Linked DNA regions of Homo sapiens: region 1 is linked to region 2. The links are chromatin loops, found by intact Hi-C in ENCODE. Cell type or tissue: right lobe of liver. All regions are shown on one strand. Links, peaks and the distances in the headings refer to the core of each region. The heading gives the core; the rest is flanking DNA.

Region 1 (2,924 bases), core at 147-2,646, 50 kb after region 2:
TTATAAGAGAACAACAGAGGGAATCACACGATAAAAACTGTCCAGCCTGGAGAACTATTTCAAATGACAGCAGAGGTCAGAGGGCTCTGGAAAGGATTTTAGAAAAGAGTTAGTGCTTGGAGATTATCTAATCCGTTGAATGGGTTAAAAAATAATATTCACAGACCTTTGACAGGTTTAAAGGAACATTTAAGAGAAAATGTGTCTAAGGTAAACTAAGCAATTTTTAAAAGAGGCAATTATTGACTCAAGAAAAAATAAAATGTTGGACAAGAAAGAAAAATGAATCACTATAGTAACCAAAATATGTAATCTAATTATATTGGGAAATGGAGAGACTGAAGGGCAAGTGGTGCAAACACTGAAGTCTTCATTTACCACAGCAAGATATCAAGGAATAATACCTAAAAATGACAAATTAAGAAATAACAGAGCATTGGTTAGAATTATGCAGGTAAATATGAGAGAGAATGCTAAATAGAGCCTACAGAGATTGTCTGTGGACAGCAGGACTGAGAGTGGAGGCGAGGAAGACTAAAATTCTATTTTAAGCCCTTTGATACTATTACCTGTCTCTGTATATTTCAGAAATGTGTATTACTGTTCTGAAAACATGAATTAATCTTCATATGGTAAATTGATGTAACATAACAATTCATGAAATTGCTCAATTTTTATCTTTTTTATTAAAAAGTCTAAAATATATTACACAGCATAAAAATTAGAATAGCAGTTTATCATTTGGGGTCAGGCACCTACTGAATTCCTTATTCCCACTGCAGAGTTAATGATATGTGTCCTCCACTAGCAAATGTAATTTCAAAGCTGGCCAAAACTTGTCATCTATATGTTAAGAGATCCAGATACCTACAGAGCCAAAGAAGAGAGGGGCATCTGGTCCTGCTGACTTCCCACACAGAGGCAAATTCTGGTCCACGGGGCTGCCCCCAACCCCCAACTGGCTGTAGCATTTTACTCTATTTTTAAATGGATTCCTTATGCTTTCACCATGAAATGGAAACAACATATAGAAACAATGTGTGTGAAACAACATATTCTCAAAAACTGTAATGCACTAAACAAATTTGTTATGGTTCCTTCTACCACAAATTCAGACTTATTCAGACCTATTTTGGTGAAAAACACCTAATGAAGCTATTATGCCACTCTTGATCTTCATTTTAAATACTGGAACTGGGCTCCTCCTACCTCTAAACGAGGGGAAAGGATAGTGGGAGGAAGGATAAAAACCACTAAAGCCAAAGGAGATTACTAAATCAGAGTCAAAATGGGCCATTTTTGCCTTTGGAAGACCAGACACAAATAGCTTCAAAAAATTATTAGGAGCTCAAATTGTTTCAAAAATAACTTTCCCTATGAAGCTGATCATATAGAAAATAAAAACAAAAGCCATGAACTACTTAAAAATTCTGACATCTAATATCTTCATTTATTTAATACAGCAAGATCTGATGCAATTCCATGCTGTTGCCAACAACCTGAGTAAGCAAGTCCATGGTGAAACAGTGGTGGCACTTCAAAAGACATGAATCAGGTCATAAATGTAAACACCACTCAACTATTATTTCAAAATAATAGTTGCAAGTGTATGCAATATAAGAAAAGACTCGTATATATTTAAGGAAGCACCCCCTCTCACAAGTAAATAAAATAATTAAGAGGTTTAGGGACCTCTTAACATCAAAGACTTTCCTTGGAGAACAATAGGCTTAATATCTGCATTGTACAATTCTCTTCCTCATTCTCTGTGGTTATGTAATAAAGGTTAACACTAAAGTACAAAGTGGAGGGGGAAAAAGTACCACACTTGTACTTACTGGGAAACTCTTTATTCTTTTAAAATCAACGGGACTTATTTTGAAGAAATAGAAAAAAGAAATACAAACTTGGCAAATACGTATACTCTGCCCGAGGGATAGATAATCAATATTTCAGAAAACAGGCACCTGCAAACTCCAAAACCATTAACTATTTCAGTTTTTCTAAATAGCTGTTCTAATTATTTAACCAAAACCAAGAGTCGGAATTTTTTTTTACAATCGATAGAATTTTCAAACATGACCCACATTTTCCCAAAAATCTGTATTATATATTCGAAGAAAAAAACTAGAAATACATATATTTTTTAAATGAGGCTCTAAAAAAAACTATATATAAACAAAACATTCAAAGCAAATAAAATGAAACTAACGCATTTAAGCTCTCAGAATTAAATTCTCATGGCACGAATGTTGAGGTCTGGCAGCTACTTCATACACTTAAGGTGAAGTCTGATCCTTCAGTTTTTATAAAGCAATTTCTCCAATGCTAAAGCATCTCACTATTAATATCCAAAATAATTCACATGGAAATAAGAGTTAATCTTAATGAAACCAAAGAACATTTTACTGTGTGCAACTAAAATTAAAATTTGCTCAACCAGCAATTTGTACCATTGTTGCTCCCACAGTCTCTATATTATACAGTTATTTTTTAAATGCCTAATATAGTAGAACATTTTTCTAACATGTCATCCATCGATTATCTCAGGGAAACATTCCAAGTCAGAAATTTGTTTTCTAGAAATTTCAACTTGATATTCAAAAACTTTAATCAAAATATTACTCCGGCATTGTGCAACAAATGTTCAAAACAAAGTAATGAACAATTTAAATCTATTATTTAAAAAAGAAAACCCACCCAGACTGGTGGCTCATATCTGTAATCCCAGCACTTTGGGAGGCTGAGGTGGAAAGATCACTCAGAGTCAGAAGTTCAAGACCTGGGTAACATCGAGACCCTATCTCTACAAAAAAATTTAAAAATTAGCTGAGCGTGGTGGCACATGCCTGGAGTCCCAGCTACTTGGGAGGCTGAAGTGGAAGGATCACTTAAGCCCGCGAGTTCCAGGCTGTAACGAGCTA
Region 2 (2,924 bases), core at 308-2,807:
CCAGCTACTTGAGAGGCTGAGGCAGGAGAATCACTTGAACCCAGGAAGCAGAGGATCCTGCAGTGAGCCCAGATCATGCCACTGCACTCCAGTCTCGGCTACAAAGCGAGACTCAAATAAAAAATAAAATTAAAAAAAAAAAAAGCATCACAGGCAAAGATCTATTTTTTGTCTACAAAAATCCTTTACATTGTCTATAAACCTGAGAAGAGCAAGCAAATATAAGAATTATGTGCCAATGATTATTTACCCATCATTTTAAACATTAATTATAACAAGAACTGATTTAAAAAAATAAAGTTCCATCTTGGGAAGTCAAGACAAATATATTAAATCAGGTTGTACAGAAAGACCTGATTTGAATCATCAAGAGACTTTCCTGAAGAGTGTTAGCTTTAACCGGGATCCTAGACAAAGAGATAGGGACCACAAGGCAAATCCTGTGGGCAGAAGCACATGACATACAGAGACAGCAAAGCAGCAAGACAGAGCTGTGTTAAGAAAAGCAAGGAGTGACAAAGGCTAGCAGAAAAGACTATCAAAATTACAGAAGAACATTTCCTTGAGCCCGGCACTTTCTCTCTTAGATACCTGCACATGTATGTAAAATACTACTCACTGCAGCACTGTTTAGAACAGCAAAGACTAGAAACAGTCCATAAAGCCACTGGGAGGGGACTTGGACACAAATTATGATACAACTGTAAAATGGTCTGAGGAAGCTATTTGTATACTAATATGAATCATCTCAAAGTGGGGAAAAAAAGATGATACATCACCAATTACATTAAAAATGACATAAACACACACACACACTTGTCTGTATATGCACACAGAATATCTGAAAGGATACACAAAACTCTAGTAACTATGGTTGCTTCCAGAAAACAGAATGAATGGCTAGGGAACAGAATAAAACATTCACTGCATATTCTTTTGTTACCTTTTGAATTTTGAACCACATATGTTTTTGCCTATTTAAGAAAATACACTTTAAAGTATTTTTATGAAAAGCAAAAGGATAGAAAGAGCTGAACATACTAAGAAATCATAAGAAGTGTGGTAAGTACATATGTATGTTGGAAAAGGTCAAAACTTCAAGAAAATTTTCCCTGCTAGGTAACTGGCTTTTAGTTTCAGTGGGGAAAAAAAAGAAAGAATAGGCTTAATGATTTCTCTATCCAAAGCTGCTGATTACATTGAGGGTGTGTGTGTTTTGGGGGTGTGTGTATGTATATATATTTGTGTATTTAATAGATGAAAGATGTTTCTACTTCTACACGCATGTTTGTATTTCAGAGTCCTCATATTTCATCCCAAAGGATCAAGTTCTCTAGACACTGTCTGTCATGTGTTAATCAAGGAAAATGGGCTTTTTAAACCTAAAAAAAATTTCTTTGGGATTATAAATAAACATAAATCAAGATTCATGCACTTACACACAGGCATGTTATAAGAATCTTACCTGCATACCTCACAGGGTAAGAGCTGTAAAAAGCAAGCCCCACCTCCCTGCCTCACACCTGGGCATTGTGCAGTGACCTGCACTAAAGCTTTATCCATGATATAATCTCAAGATCTAGATCTGACCAAGAGAAAAACTGTTCTTTGATTACATAAAAATGGGGAACAATCTCAATTACTGCAGAACTAAGAGCAAGCCCAGCTAAGAATACAAAAGCACCCTATTCTCATCAGCCATTCAAGAAATTTAAGAGTTCATGTATGATCTGAAATCTTCCCCAGAGACTCCACATGCTACATTCGTCAGCCTGGTTACCTTATTCCTTCATCAGTAGGAATATTCCAATGTGGAAATTAAACAGCTAAAAACTACATCATGCTCACAGTTGGGCTACAGAAGCTAGAAAGGACAGAGATGTGGAAAGATTTACAGGAAAAGCAGATTTCTACTGTATAAAATATGATAATGTTTCTAAGCTTTCAAGAATGAGGGATCTTGGTCACCATGGGGATCAAGGAAAACAGTATCAAATTAGTTAACGGGCCTTGTTCAAGGTATGTGGGCAAATCATTGTCAACAAATCTATTATTAGCCAACTCCACAAACACCTGGACTCTAATTTTGGTCATTACCCCACGAGATGTATAAACTTAAACAAGTCGCTTCTCCTCTCTGTCTCAGTTTTGTCTCCTCTAAAATGGGGGCAATATTTCCTGCTTGGCTGGAATTTTGTTCTTGCTTGTTTTTTAATGAAGACCAGATAAAAAATACCCAGTGGGTGGCACACAGTAGGCATTCAATAAATGTAAACTATTATTATATAATAATAAAACACAAAGACTAAACTTCTATCAAGAGTCTACTAGGTGATTTATGTTAGAAATTTTTTTATTAGGTCCAGACCTGGACAGTGGTAACTTAACTGTCATTCCTGCCTTTCCTTCTTAAAGTCAAGACATTCTCAAATTCTTATGTTTTTCCTGACAGGAGATTTAAATAGTATGATACATAAAAGGAGTTTCTTTCAAAACCAAGACTAGGGTTAACACTAGTTACTCATGTCAGATCCTCAAGACTAGACTTTTTAGCAAGGCAACAATTTAAAGTCCTTTGAAGTTAATTACCTTTTAAATATTTATCTATATTAACTACATCTTTTTAGGCAATAGGGCAAGATAGATGACTAAGTTTACTACAGCATGAATTTTTTTTAAAGAAAAGTAGAAGGGATGTATATTAGGTGCCAAAATCATAACTAGTAAGAACCATGACTTGCTTCAGAAGGGTAAAATCGGCAGAAGGTGGCCAAGGCTGCTGTCAAACACCTGTAGTGCCTCAAAGCTGCTATCACCCGAATCCCTACAGGGATGACAGACCTACGAGAAAAGGCAGGATTCCTCTGACAGCTAGGTGTACAGCAGAGGTGTATTTTGCTCAAGCGAGGTGAGACAGAAAGCAT

Evidence for each region. Peaks named below come from ENCODE experiments on the same cell type or tissue, not always from the same donor. Only the 100,000 strongest peaks of a DNase experiment are listed, where the experiment ranks them.
Region 1: it touches region 2 in a loop (1.8-fold over the local background); 36 of 110 quality-filtered maps call a loop at or near these places.

Annotation. Positions count from the first base shown.
Region 1 is chr15:63,513,448-63,516,371 of GRCh38, reverse strand. The region is part of intron 1 of USP3 (ubiquitin specific peptidase 3); the gene reads right to left. Among named protein-coding and RNA genes, the nearest start is that of USP3, 10 kb to the right of the region's middle. In right lobe of liver, for the core only: no CTCF peak of the experiment used is centred there; a DNase peak (open chromatin) is centred at 1,501; H3K4me3 peaks cover 719 bases; H3K27ac peaks cover 544 bases.
Region 2 is chr15:63,563,524-63,566,447 of GRCh38, reverse strand. The region is part of intron 8 of USP3 (ubiquitin specific peptidase 3); the gene reads right to left. Among named protein-coding and RNA genes, the nearest start is that of FBXL22, 32 kb to the left of the region's middle. In right lobe of liver, for the core only: no CTCF peak of the experiment used is centred there; no DNase peak of the experiment used is centred there.